Regions from separate parts of the Homo sapiens genome. Here regions 1 and 2 are each linked to region 3. Evidence: chromatin contacts called from ENCODE Hi-C or POLR2A ChIA-PET data. All regions are on one chromosome and are shown on one strand. Each heading gives the region's core, a stretch centred on a gene start or an enhancer-like site at or near the end of the contact. The rest is flanking DNA. Distances are from core to core; before and after follow the strand shown. Region 1 holds the start of OLFM2 (olfactomedin 2). Region 2 holds the start of ZNF846 (zinc finger protein 846). Region 3 holds the start of PIN1 (peptidylprolyl cis/trans isomerase, NIMA-interacting 1).

Region 1 (4,047 bases), core at 1,473-3,972, 100 kb after region 3:
GCGATCCACTTGCCTCAACTTCCCAAAATGCTGGGATTACAGGCGTGAGCCACAGCACCCGGCTCCAGTCTAATCTTCTATACTTTATCTGTTATTCTTCATGCTACTTGCATTGTATTATATGTATATTTAGTTGCCGACACCGTATTACATGGTTATTCGGCTCTTTTCTGTCTCCTCTGCTAGGTCAACTCCAGGAGAGCAGGGATTTGATGACTCAGTTGGTGGCTGTATCCCCAGTGCATAATCATATCTGTTCATTGAATGGATTAACCAATGATTTCTAGGAAGGACCCCTGGGCCCATCAGGGACAGGGAAGAAGTCTTTGGAAAGTGATGGAGGGAGCGAAGAGTGGGTAGAGCATCCTCTCTGCAGACCCCTCCCTTCCCTGGGGTGCCAGGCTTGGTGGGCCAACGCCAAGGGGGTGTATGGGGCGCCGAGACTGTTTCACAACCATGTAGTTCCCGCGGTGGCCGCCTGGAGGCACTGCAGCCCGCGGCAGGATTCCACCAGCCCCGCCCTAACGGATTACCTCATTTGGCCACGCCCCCGTTGTCCTTTAGCCCCGCCTCCACTGACCTCGTTAGTCCCGCCCCCAAAGCAACTCCCTCCCAGCCCTGGGGGCTGTAGGAGTCACCCTCCAATTGCAATTCTGGCAGCAAACTCTGGCATCCTAGCCAATCTTGGTGAGAAGCCAGAAAATCTAGTGCCCCCCTAGCAGGGAGTGGAGGAGAAGCCACAGGGGGTGGTTCTCTGTCTCCTCTGCTAGGTCAAGGATAATTCAACTTGATTCCTGGCTCATTTTTTTTCCACTGGTTTCTCAAGTGTGTGCCTCTTTTGGTCTCTCGTCTCCCAGGTGTGTCTCTTGGCTTCTCTCAGGCTCACACATCCATTGAGTACCTATTGTGTGTGTCCTCATGCCTGGGGCTGGGCACACTCCCTATCCCACCCAGCGCGTGGGTGCTGAGATGCGTGGGGAAATGGAGGAGCGAGGGAGGGGACCCCACAATCTCTCCTCGTGGCCTGGAAATCCTTCTATCTGGAGTCTAACCTCCATTCCTCCCAACACCCCCCTCGGGGTGAGCACAAGGGTCTGATTCTTTTCTTGATAAGGGGAAGGTGCCCAAATTGTTTCTCCCCTGCCTATCTACCTAAAAGCCCACCTAGCAATGTCTTCACGGACGCTGTCCACACCCATGGAGCGGATTATTTAACAAGAGGGTAATCGTGTGGGCTCAGGAGCCGGACTGCCTCGGTTCAGTCCCACCTCTGTCACTCTCGAGCTTGAGCAAGTGATTTAACTTTTCTGCGCCTCAGTTTCCCCATCCATAAAATGAGGTAACAATACCATGCTCTAGTAGGGAGGAGGCAGAGGGGGTTAAATGCCTTAGTCTGTGCTGTGTGATTGAAACAGCACCTCTCAAATTAGCACGTAATGAATGATCACTGTTATCATAATGACTATTTTATTATTTTTGATCCCAGCTTCCCTGTGAACTCCTACAGATCTGAGAACTTGGGGGTGCTCTCACTCCCAAGATGGAGGAGGAGAGGGGCTTTCCAATAGCAAAAGAGAGCGTGGACGCCCCACATTTTGCAAGCCTCCCTGAGCCTGCCCAAGAGAAAGGTGCCATGGGGAGGGAGACCCGCTTCTGTAAGGGTATGAATGGCGTGTGCGGTTGTGAGCAAGGCACCAAGATACACACACACACGTGCATGGATGGACACGTTTGCACACACAGCGCTTGCACACACACACACCCTTTTAGAGTGATTTACCCAAAGGTACAGAATAGCACACGCTCACTCCAAGGCTCTCACACGGCCACACACCTGGCCACACACGTATTGTACAACACCCAGTCATCTGGAGCCAGTAATGAGGACACGGTCACACACAGACTCTGTCTCACGTACTGATCACACCCCAACTCGGGCACTAGTTGGACAAGCCCCCCAACCGCCACACACACAAACTCCCCCCGGTCACACCCAACCACGACACAAAGACACACACGTTTACCCTGCACCCCCACAGCATTTCACACGCGTCCCCGTCAGTCACTCTCACGTGAGTCCCGTCCCCTGCCCCACACTGGGGGCTGCAGGCGAGGAGTGGAGGGCTTCAGAAACTGGGCATCTCGGCCCCGAAGAGGAAGTCAAGGGTAAGCAACCGCCCCCCTCCAATGCCCCCTGAAGTTTCCCTCCCAACCCCATTCAGCTCCAGCGAGATGGCGGGGTGGGGGCTCGGGGCCATGGAGGGGTTGAGAACCCCAAAGACGCCACCCCCCAAACCAGCCCAGCTTGAGGCTGGATTTGAAGCCCCCCTCGTCCTCTCCCAAGCCAGAGAGTGCACGTCCCGGCCCCTCCCCCGCTGCGACCCCCGCCCCTCGCCGCCCTGCAGCTGGGGGGGCTTGTGGAGCCTCCCAACCCCGTTTCTCCGGGAACCCTCCGCGCCCCCCTCCTCTCCCGGAGCCACCCGCGCCCGCACCTGCCCGCCGGGCCCCTACCTGTCCGGCCAGGCCTGAGCACAGCAGCAGCAGCAGCGGCGGCGGGACCGTGAGCGGCCACATGACGCGCCCCTAGCCCGGCGTCCCGACCCCCGCCCGCCCTAGCGGCGCCTCGGCGCGGGGACCGCCACCAGGCGCGACCCCGCCCGCCCGGCCGGGGCGACCCTGCGCCGCCGCCTCCCCCGCCTCGCCGGCGGCCGGGATTCCGCCCCACCCCCGCCCCCTCGCTCGCTCCGAGTCTTTGTTGCGGGCTCCGCCCCCCGCCCCGCCCCCAGCTCCTCTTCGGGAGCAGCTCGAGCAGGGTCGGGTGGGGGGGTGGGGGCGGGGAAGTGGGGGAGCCAGCGCCGGCGAGGGGACCTGAGGACAGGACTTGGCAGCGCCCCCCAACCCCCAGGCCATTCCGGGAGCGGGTCGCGGAGGTGGGGGAGGGGTGCCCGTCACGTGTTTGTAAATTTCACCCTCCGGGGGCATTTCCCACGTTGCAGGTGGGACGGGGACGAATGGTTGGGGGAGAGGAATAGGAGGAAGGCCTGGTAGCAGAGAGGGGAAATGATGAACGCCCCCTCCCTAAAAACTCAAGAGTCAACAGGGAAACTGAGGCAGAATCTGAAATTGGAAGTTGGAGGAGGGGTCAATGCCAGGACAAGAGGGGTGAGGCATAGATGGAGACGGGGAATAAGAGGAAAAAATTGAGGTTGGGGGGACAGGAGACCGAGAATCAGGCAAGAGGCCAATGGAAATGGCCACGTGGGTGGGCTTGGCCTCAAAAAGGGGCGTCTCGTTTTCACTCTCCCCGGGCGCCCCATTTCCCCACCAGTCCTCCCGCTGGAAGCCTCCCCGCCTCCGCCACACCTGGAAGAGTTTCTCTTCGCTCCCTGTTTCAATAGCCCAAGATGAAAGACCACATCCCCCGAGAGAATCAAAATATTAACACCGCCTCCACGCGAAGCCATTTGCATATGAAGGGCGTCCTTGTCTAGCCTCACTTTCGGGAGGCTTTCCAGCCTTTCTCTGCCTCTCACTCCTCCAAAAGTCTCCCTAGGCCGGGCGCGGTGGCTCACGCCTGTAATTCCAGCAATTTGGGAGGCTGAGGAGGGTGGATCATCTGAGGTCAGGAGTTCAAGACCAGCCTGGCCAACATGGCAAAACCCCACCTCTACTAAAACATACAAAAATTAGCCGGGCGTGGTGGTGCATGCCTGGAATCCCAGCTACTCGGGAGGCTGAGACAGGAGAATCGCTTGAACCCGGGAGGCAGAGGTTGCAGTGAGCAGAGATCGTGCCATTGCACTCCAGCCTGGGCAACAGGAGCAAACCTTGTCTCAAAAAAAAAAAAAAAAAAAAAGTGTCCCTAGTCGTCTTTCCTCCCCACAGCCCCTCTAGGGATTCGGATATATGTAGGCAGAGGTGGAGGAGGGGGGCGGGCAAATAAGTCAGATTGGAAAGAAATCGGGCATAAAATATGCGAGGCCAGGAAGCCTGGCATTTTTGTGACCCTGATACTGTTGGGCTAGGAGGGGTCTCCCCAGACGCTGG
Region 2 (4,518 bases), core at 1,757-4,256, 67 kb before region 3:
CTTTTCCATGGCATGCCTCCCAATTGTAATACTATTCTGACACTTAATACTCTAATTGTCCAGGGGGTGGCTCATGCCTGTAATCCTAACCCTTTGGGAGGTTGAAGTAGAAGGATGCTTGAGGCCAGGAGTTAGAGACCATCCTGGGCAATATAGTGAGACCAAGTCTCTTTATTAAATAAATAAATAAACAAATAAATATACATATATATATATACACATATATGAAAACAAAGAATAAAAGAAAAAATACTCTAGTTGACTTTGCCTAGCAACTATCAGACAGTAAGAATACTTTTGTGTCTGGCTTCTTTCAGTCAGCATTATGCTGGTGAGGTGCACCCAAGTTGTTGTGTTCATCCACCTGTGATTTGGTTCATATCTTTGCTGAAGAATATGCCACAGAGGCTGGGCATGGTGGCTCACGCCTGTAATCCCGGCACTTTGGGAGGCCGAGGTGGGCAGATCGCTTGAGGTCAGCAGTTCAAGATCAGCCTGGTCAACATGGTGAAACCCCATCTCTACTAAAAATACAAAGAAAAATGGGTGGCTCACACCTGTAATCCCAGCTACTCGGGAGGCTAAGGCAAGAGAATCACTTGAACCAGGAAGACAGAAATTACAGTGAGCCAAGATTGCGCCACTGCACTCCAGCCTGGTGACAGAGCAAGACTCTGTCACAAAAAAAAAAAAAAAAAGCCACAGAAATATGCCACAATTCACCCATTCTGTGGATCCACATTTGGGTTGTTCCTAATTTAGGCTATTTCAAATAATGTGATAAATAACTTTTACATTTAGCCTGGCACACGTATGCATGTTGCATCACCAAGTCCATATTTAGTTGTCACTGTTTTAAAATGTAGCTGGGCATGGTGGCTCACGCCTGTAATCCCAGCACTTTGGGAGGCCGAGGTGAGTGGATCACAAGGTCAAGAGATGGAGACCATCCTGGCCAACATGGTGAAACCCATCCTGGCCAACATGGTGAAACCCCATCTCTACTAAAAATACAAAAATTAGCTGGGCATGGTGGCATGCACCTGTAGTTCCAGCTACTCGGGAGGCCAAGGCAGGAGAAGCACTTGAACCCGGGAGGTGGAGGTTGCAGTGAGCCGAGATCATGCCACTGCACTCCAGCCTGGCAACAGAGCAAGACTCTGTCTCAAAAAAAAAAAAAAAAAAGTGTTCTCTTCAGCAATGCATGCACATCTTAAAGAAGACTTGATATTGTCACTGACTTTAGTTATGCTTTTATTTATTTATTTTTTTTTTTGTAGAGATGGGGTCTCACTATGTTGTCCCAGCTTGTCTCAAACTCATAGCTTCAGTGGCTCCTCCTGCTTCTGCTTCCCAAAGTGCTGGGATTACAGGGGTGAGCCACTGTGCCCGGCCTAGTTTTATTTATTTATTTATTTATTTAGACGGTGTTTTGCTCTTGTTGCCCAGGCTGTAGTGCATTGCCACGATCTCAGCTCACCACAACCTCTGCCTCCCGGGTTCAAGCGATTCTCCTGCCTCAGCCTCCCGAGTAGCTAAGATTACAGGCATGCCCCACCACACCTGGCTAATTTTGTATTTTTAGTAGAGACAGGGTTTCTCCATGTTGGTCGGGCTGGTCTGGAACTCCCAACCTCAGGTGAACCGCCCACCTCGGCCTCCCAAAGTGCCAGGATTACAGGTGTTTAAGTTACCGCACCCGGCCAATACACATTGATCTACACAAGAGATGCAAAGAAACAGAAAACATGCAAAATATTAACAAATGATCAGTCTACAACAAGGATATATAATAGGTGTTCAATATTCTGGCCTTTCACATTTTCTTTGGTTTAGAATATTCAATCTACAGATAGCCTGGGCAACAAACCAAGACCCTGTCTTTAAAACGTAAATAAATAAATAAAAATATATGAGGGGGAAGGCCAGGCGCGGTGGCTTATACCTGTAATTCCAGCACTTTGGGAGTCCGAGGAGGGTGGATCACGAGGTCAGGAGTTCGAGACCAGCCCAACCAACATGGTGAAACCCCGTCTCTACTAAAAATGCAAAATTAGCCGGGCGTGGTGGCACATGCCTGTAATCCCAGTTACTCAGCATGCTGAGGCAGGAGAATCGCTTGGACCGGGAGACAGAGTTTACAGTGAGCCTATATCACGCCATTGCACTCCAGCCTGGGCAATAAGAGCGAAACTCCGTCTCAAAATATGTATATATACGAGAGGAAAAACGCTGAATCAAAACATGTCTCTTTCACAGTTAATACAACTGTAATTTCTGATACTGGTATAATGAAGGCGGCATCCTACTTCCTGGAAGCCCCTCCGTTTTGAAGCTCTTTGGGAGGTACTGACCTAGGAAGTTCAGCTGCTTTTGATCTCAAAAACACAGCGGAGTATTGCTACTTTGCTTTATAACTGTGGCAATATTTGCTTTTATTTCTATAAACCTACAACTCCTGCACACTTGACAAAGCATTTAACTGCTGAGCAATTTCGCAAACTTCAATAAGCGATGCCCTCCCACAGCCAGATCATCTCCTCCGTCCAGGGCTCACCGGAACGCACTGCAATCGCCCTGTCGGTGACAAGAGGACGCTGGGGCCCTTTTCCACAACAGCTGAGATGCTTTTCCTTCTGGAGAAAGGACACAAAGGTTGACTGGCTGCTTTTAAACAGAGGGGCACGGTGGTTGGAGAAAAAAACACGTCTCCACCGGGGACCCTGGGCCAGGCCCAGACTGATGCGGGCGCAGCGGGAAGAGGCGCTCAGAAGAGAAGGCGGGAACCCCCCGCCTCGGGGTCCTGGCGGGGAGGAGGCGCCGCTTCTCCGGAGCAGCAGCGGGAGGCCGGCGCGTCTCAGACCTAGCAGAAGTCCGGAGCGTCACCCTCCGACCCTCGCTCCGCCTCCCGCTAGGCCCTCCTGCCCCGCCCTGCCTAGGTTGAGCATGAGCGCTGGCTGAGGTGAAAACCCAGCTAGGAAGCTGCTGGAGAGCGGGGAATACGTATAGCTGCGCGCCGGCTGGCACTTCCGCTTCCGGTTGCGCACGGCATTAAGTGTAGGGGCCGAGCCCCAAGAGCTTTGGAATGAGGATGATGTGAAGCTGAGAGAAGAGCTGGGGCCACCTCTTCGACACGCGTACAGAAAAGTCCCGTTTTCTCGCATCCCAGGTGGACCAGGATCCAGATCAATCTGTCGATATTGGGAACGACGCCGGACCAGGAAACCCAGCGCCAAGGGCCGGGTTGGAGGCGGGGACTGGCGCAGCGGGCGGGGCACGCGTGGAGGCGTCACCTAAGGCTTCGATTGCAGACAGCGGGATGCTCATCGAGTGCTTTTCTTTTCTTTTTTAATTTCTCTTTTTAGTTTTTTGAGATAAGGCTCCGGTCTGTCGCCTAGGCTGGAGTGCAGTGGCTCGGTCATAGATCATTGCAGCCTGGAATTCCTGCGCTGAAGCTATCCTCCCGCCTCGGCCTCCGGAGTAGCTTGGACCACAGTTGGGCCCATCACGCCCAGCTAAGTTATCTTTTTCTAGACACTTGGGTCTCACTGTGTTCCCTAGGCTGGTCTCGAACTCCTGAGCCTAAAGGATCCTCCCCCCTCGGCCTCCCAAGCAGCTTGGACCACAGGTGTGTGCCACCACGCCTGGCTAATTTATTTTTATTTTATTTTTATTTTTTTGTAGAGACAGGGTCTCTCTTTGTTACCCAGGCTGATCTGGAACTCCTGGGCTCCAGTGATCCTTCCACCTTGGCCTCCCAAAGTGCTGGGATTATAGGCGTGAGCCACCACCCTAGGGAAATTCTTTTCTGCAGGATTTTCTCCTTGTTTCTTCAACCCTCTGCAGGGATATAAACATATTTACAAAGATAATCCCGCTGTAGTCCTAGCTACTGCGGGAGAATCGCTTGAGCCCAGGAGTTCGAGACCAGCGACACCCTGTTTGAAAGATTAACCTGATGGGGCTGGGGGCAGTGGCTCACGCCTGTAATCCCAGCACTTTGGGAAGCCGAGGCGGGTGGAACACGTGAGTTCAGGAGTTCGAGACCAGCCTGGCCAACATGCCGAAACCCCATCTCTACTAAAAATATTTTTTAAAAAATAGCCGGGTGTGGTGGTGGGCGCCTGTAATCCCAGCTACTCGAGAGGCTGAGGCAGGAGAATTGCTTGAACCTAGGAGACTGAGGTTGCAGTGAGCTGATACGATGCCACAGTACTCCAGCCTGGGCGACAGAGTGAGACTCCGTCTCAAAAAAAAAAAAAAAAAGATTAACCTGTTAATCCATAAAATGCTCTGTGCCTCTGATACATTCAGTTCCTTCTTTAGGCCTTTAGTTTTGTTGTGATACAATTATCATAGCATACAATTAACCTGTTTAAAGTGTACAGTTTCGTGGCTTTTTGTATATTCATATATTTGTGCATCGATCATCACAATCAATTTTAGAACATTTTCATGACCACAAAAATAAACCCAGTACCCTAGCCATGATCACCCAATCTGCTCATCCAGCCCCAC
Region 3 (4,613 bases), core at 1,962-4,461:
CAATGGTGCAATCTCGGCTCACTGCAACCTCTGCCTCCCGGGTTCAAGCGATTCTCCTGCCTCAGCCTCCCAAGTAGCTGGGACTACAGGCACGAGCCACCACACCTGGCTAATTTTTTGTATTTCCAGCAGAGACAAGGTTTCACCATGTTGGCCAGGCTGGTCTCAAACACCTGAGCTCAAGTGATCCGCCCGCCTCAGCCTCCCAAGGTGCTGGGATTATAGGTGTGAGCCGTTGGGCCAGCCATGATTTAGCAATTTTGAAACTACTTTTGTGTGTGTGGGTGTGGGCACATGGGCCCATGTAATACACACAAACAGGGTTGAACAAATAAGTAAACTTGTAGATAATGAGAGCTGGGTGTCTCACTGTGGAGAAGGAAGTTACAAATAAAACAGGAGATGGGAATGCTTAAAATGAACCTTGTAGGACTGGATTTGGAGGCATCAGTCTGAATTCATGGTTTTCGTTTAACAGATATATTGATACATATAGATGTGTGTATACATATGTATATTTCCTTGCTCTATCCACTTAGAGGGACCAGAAACAGTGACACTCCAGGAACAGTGAGCACCCATCCTGGAACATAAAAACACTAGTGGGAAAACAGGATTGGGGGGAATTTGTGGTTTAGTTAATAGTATTATATTGATATTGGTTTCTTAGTGTTGATAATTATATTATAGCAGGGTTTCTAAGCTTTGGCATTGTTGACTTTTTTGGGTTGGATTTTTTTTTTTTTTTTTTTTTTTTGAGACAGGCTGGAGTGCAGTGGCACGATCTTGGCTCACTGAAAGCTCCACTCCAGGGGTTCAAGCAATTCTCCGCCTCAGCCTCCCGAGTAGCTGGGATTACATGCGCCCGCCACCACACCTAATTTTCGTATTTTTAGTAGAGATGGGTTTTCACCATCTTGGCCAGGCTGGTCTTGAACTCCTGACCTCTTGATCCACCCACCTTGGCCTCCCAAAGTGGTGGGATTACAGGCGTGAGCCACCGCACCCAGCCTTTTATTTTTATTTATTTATTTATTTTTTGAGACAGAGTCTCCCTCTGTCACCCAGGCTAGAGTGCTGTGGCAAGATTATGGCTAATTGCAGCCTCTTAACTCCTAGACTCAAGAGATCCTCCCACCTCAGCCTCCCAAGTAGCTGGGATTACAGGCACGTGCCACCACACCCAGTGAATTATTTTTGTAGAGATAGGGTCTTGCCATGTTGCCCAGGCTGGTCCCCAACTCTGGGCTCAAGCGATCCTCCTGCCTTGGGCTCCCAAAGCCCTGGATTACAGGTGTGAGCCACCACACTCAGCCCTTGGATTGGATAATTCTTTTGGTGGGGGCTGTGCCTTGAAGGATGTTAGCAGCATCCTTGGCATCTAATACTAAATGCCAGTAGCCAGTAGTATCTCCTGTTCCAAAATGTCTGAAGGTGTTGTAACAACCAAAAATGTATCAAGATGTTGCCAAATGTCCCTTGGGAAACAAAATCGCTACTGGTTGAGAATTCTGTTCTATTGTTTATTTAAGACGCTAATATTAGGGAAGTTTGGGTGAAGGGTACATGAAAACCCTACTGTTTTTGTAACTGCCCATGTCTAAAATTATCTTTATAAAAAGTATCTTTTTAATATTATGCTAATACTTGTAAAAAATGTTCTATTAAAACTTAAACTTTTTTTGTTTTTTGAGATGGAGTCTCGCTCTGTCACCTACGCTGGAGTGCAGTGGTGCGATCTCGGCTCACTGCAACCTCCGCCTTCCAGGTTCAAGTAATTCTCCTGTCTCAACCACCCGAGTAGCTGGAATTAAAGGTGCCCACTATCACGCCTGGCTAATTTTTGTATTTTTAGTAAAGACAGGGTTTCACCATGTTGGCCAGGCTGGTCTCGAACTCCTGACTTCAGGTTATCCACCCACCTCGGCCTTCCAAAGTGCTGGGATTACAGGTGTGAGCCACCGAGCCTGGCTTGAGTGCTTTATGTGGATTAATTTATTTAATGTTCACATCAAACAGAAGGATGTAATTGCTTATCCCCGCTTTGCAGATTGGGAAACCGAAGTACAGAGTAACGTTAAGTAATCAGTTCAAGGTCGCATAGCAAGTGTCAGTCCCAGGCTTTAAACCCAAGTCTGGCTCCAGACTTCTCTTAGCCTTCTACTGCATCCTGCGTCTAATTTGTTGTGGGCAGGTTTCCCTATGAGTTCACTTCACTGAGCCTCATTCTTTTTAACGGTCACATAGGGTTCTATGCTAGGTGAACTGTAGTTGCACCCTTTGCTGTCAGTGTCTTCAACTCCCATATCTACCCACAGTTCCCCAACTCTGGGTCCCCAAATACCTCCCCTGTGTCCCACGGGCTCTGCAGACTCTATTTTAAGTTGGCTAAAACTGAGCCCATCTCCTCCCACCTGCACCTCCTCCGTGTTCTTATATGAATGTCAATGTCGGCACCCACTGGTCACCCAGGATGGAGGAAGGAGCCAGACTGCGAGGGAATAAAGGAAGTAAGCAGGTTCCAAAGGACGTGGAAGGCCTTTGGGTCCAGAGCCTAGGGAAAAGTTGAGCCCTGCAAAAAATAAAAGAGGCTGGGTTAGCTTTGGACATCTGTGGGAAACAGGTGGGAAGAGGGAGGATGGAGGAGCCAAATTTAAGCATCGGGTACTTAGGTGCTCATCTCCAAGGCAACTGCATTGCTATGGCAACAGCAGAGGCAGCACCGCCCCGCCCAAGTACCTCCTGGACCGCCGTTACCTCTGCACCAGCCAGACTCTTCCGCATGGGAGGGCTGGGGGCTTGCGGACCTCCGGGAACAGCTCAGGCAGGCGGGAGTTGCTGCGGCATTAGCCAATCCATAAGCTCTATCCCGCCTGGGTGGGCTCTGCGGCGACGCGCGCCAAGAAGGGGTCGGGAGTTTTTTGGCGCTCGCTAAAGGGCGTTGAGAAGGGCGGGCCCGCGTCGCTTCGGACCACTCAGGAGCCGAGGAGAGCGAGTGGGCGGGGCCAGGCTGAGGCTGGCCGGGGGCGGGGCGCAGGGATAACGTGGGAGGGTCCGCCCAGCCTTTCTTCTACCCAATAGAAGGCCAGAAAGCCAATCCGGACCGTTAGGGAGCCCAATGGGCGTCGCCGCCAGGCCCCGTTGCAGAGCGCGTCTAGCCAATAGGCAGCGGCGGCGGGCGGGCGCGGGCGACAGGCGGCGCAGCTGAGGCGGAGCAGGCGCTGCGGCAGGAGGGAAGATGGCGGACGAGGAGAAGCTGCCGCCCGGCTGGGAGAAGCGCATGAGCCGCAGCTCAGGTGCCGCGGGGGTCGGGGCTGGGGCGGGACTGCGCGGGCCCGCGTAAGCAGGGCTCGAGCTCGCCCCTTGGGCGCGGCGGCAGCGCTGCCTCCCTCCCATGGGGTCCTGGCTCTTCCGCGTCGTCCCCGGGGTAACGGCCCCGGCCCGCCCTGTTGTGGGGACTGCGAGCCTCAGGAGCCGCCGGGAAGCCTGAGGAAGCTGAGGCAGGGGGCTGGGCGGGTGAGGGTCCGGGGAGTCCGGGGCGATGGCCCTGGCCCTGCCGGCCCGGCTGATACCTCTCGGCCTAATGCACCTGACACCCCGGGGGACGTCTCTGCACCTTGCTGGGCCCGGGGGCACCCCTGGGAGGGAGACACCCCAGTACCCTGCAAAGGGCGTAGGGTGTTGCCCGGCCTCGGGTCCACAACCTACCCCTGCTAACACCCCTACTGTGTACACCTAATGCTGAGTCTGCGACATCGCCCGTGACATTCTGCCAGACGATGGCCCCTGTGCTTAGGCCCGATTTAAGGGTTAGCCACAATGATAATATTGCCAGTAACAGGGCATGTTTTTCTCTGTGTCAAGCGCTTTAAGTTCTCTCTGAATTGCCGCAACTCTGGGAGCCAGGTAGTTATTACTTCCACCTTACCAGCAAGGAAACTGAGGTCAGAAAACTGAAGGAACTCGTCCAAGATCATTCATTTCAGGGGCCGGGGGTTGGATTAGGACCTAGGCAGTTTGCCTACAAATCCCCCTCCCCGTGTCACTGCAAACTCCTGAGGAGCAGGCCCAGCATCTGTGGGCAGGTCCCGAGTCACTCTGCTGCCTCTAGAGCCCATAGCAATCGCATTTGCAATAATAATTCTCCTTGGTTGAGTGCCAGGTTCTGGTGAACTGTTTGGATACATGGACTCTCCTCATTAACCCCATGAGGTTTGATCTCCTTATTCTCTATTCCCCATTTTTCAGATGAGAAAACTGAGGTGCAGGGAGATTAGAGCCCATTGCCAAGGTTTTAGAGTGAGTCAGTAGCTCAGCTGCATTTGCACCTGGAACCCGCGCTCTCGCCCACCCTGCTCTAGCCCTGGCCTGTGGCTGGGACCTCCAGCATAAACCGGATGCTCTGCCCAGCTCTGGGCCCATTTCTGCTGTTTCTGCTCAGTTCAACCCTGATGGCTTCCTTTATGGGTGACACTCCATGTCACCCAGGCGAACTGTCAGCCTTTGGAGTGGCACCCAGTAGGGTCTTTACTTCCAGTTTCTTGTTCACAGTCTTCACTCCTTCATACCCCTCACTCCCTGGGTAACATCGGGCCACCAGTAATGCTGGTTCC

What was found. Hi-C counts contacts between places; a loop is a spot of excess contacts on that map. ChIA-PET counts read pairs that join two places held with the same protein, here RNA polymerase II (POLR2A). Pooled maps may share reads with other maps.
Region 1: a pooled map shows a loop between it and region 3 (3-fold over the local background). The contact joins the promoter of OLFM2 here to the promoter of PIN1 in region 3. A Hi-C loop is called at or near these places in 7 of 50 pooled maps. POLR2A ChIA-PET finds 5 or more read pairs at or near these places in 3 of 52 experiments (AG04449, GM12878 and K562).
Region 2: a map of naive thymus-derived CD4-positive, alpha-beta T cell shows a loop between it and region 3 (8-fold over the local background). The contact joins the promoter of ZNF846 here to the promoter of PIN1 in region 3. A Hi-C loop is called at or near these places in 1 of 168 maps with a recorded cell type or tissue (naive thymus-derived CD4-positive, alpha-beta T cell), 8 of 37 single-sample maps with no recorded cell type and 13 of 50 pooled maps. POLR2A ChIA-PET finds 5 or more read pairs at or near these places in 18 of 52 experiments (B cell, CD4-positive, alpha-beta T cell, CD4-positive, alpha-beta memory T cell and 14 more).

What each region holds. Positions count from the first base shown.
Region 1 is chr19:9,933,793-9,937,839 of GRCh38, forward strand. OLFM2 (olfactomedin 2) reads right to left here and starts at 2,723. Exons shown (of 6, transcript NM_058164.4): 1 at 2,512-2,723. The coding sequence starts at 2,574. RefSeq lists enhancers at 1,979-2,573, 3,240-3,742.
Region 2 is chr19:9,765,732-9,770,249 of GRCh38, forward strand. It overlaps ZNF846 (zinc finger protein 846), which reads right to left and starts at 3,007. Exons shown (of 6, transcript NM_001077624.3): 1 at 2,558-3,007. RefSeq lists a silencer at 2,822-2,991 and enhancers at 2,935-3,800, 3,072-3,291.
Region 3 is chr19:9,832,107-9,836,719 of GRCh38, forward strand. It overlaps PIN1 (peptidylprolyl cis/trans isomerase, NIMA-interacting 1), which reads left to right and starts at 3,212. Exons shown (of 4, transcript NM_006221.4): 1 at 3,212-3,296. The coding sequence starts at 3,239. PIN1-DT (PIN1 divergent transcript) reads right to left here and starts at 2,909. Exons shown (of 2, transcript NR_183873.1): 1 at 2,758-2,909; 2 at 1,973-2,572. RefSeq lists silencers at 2,914-3,253, 3,284-3,503.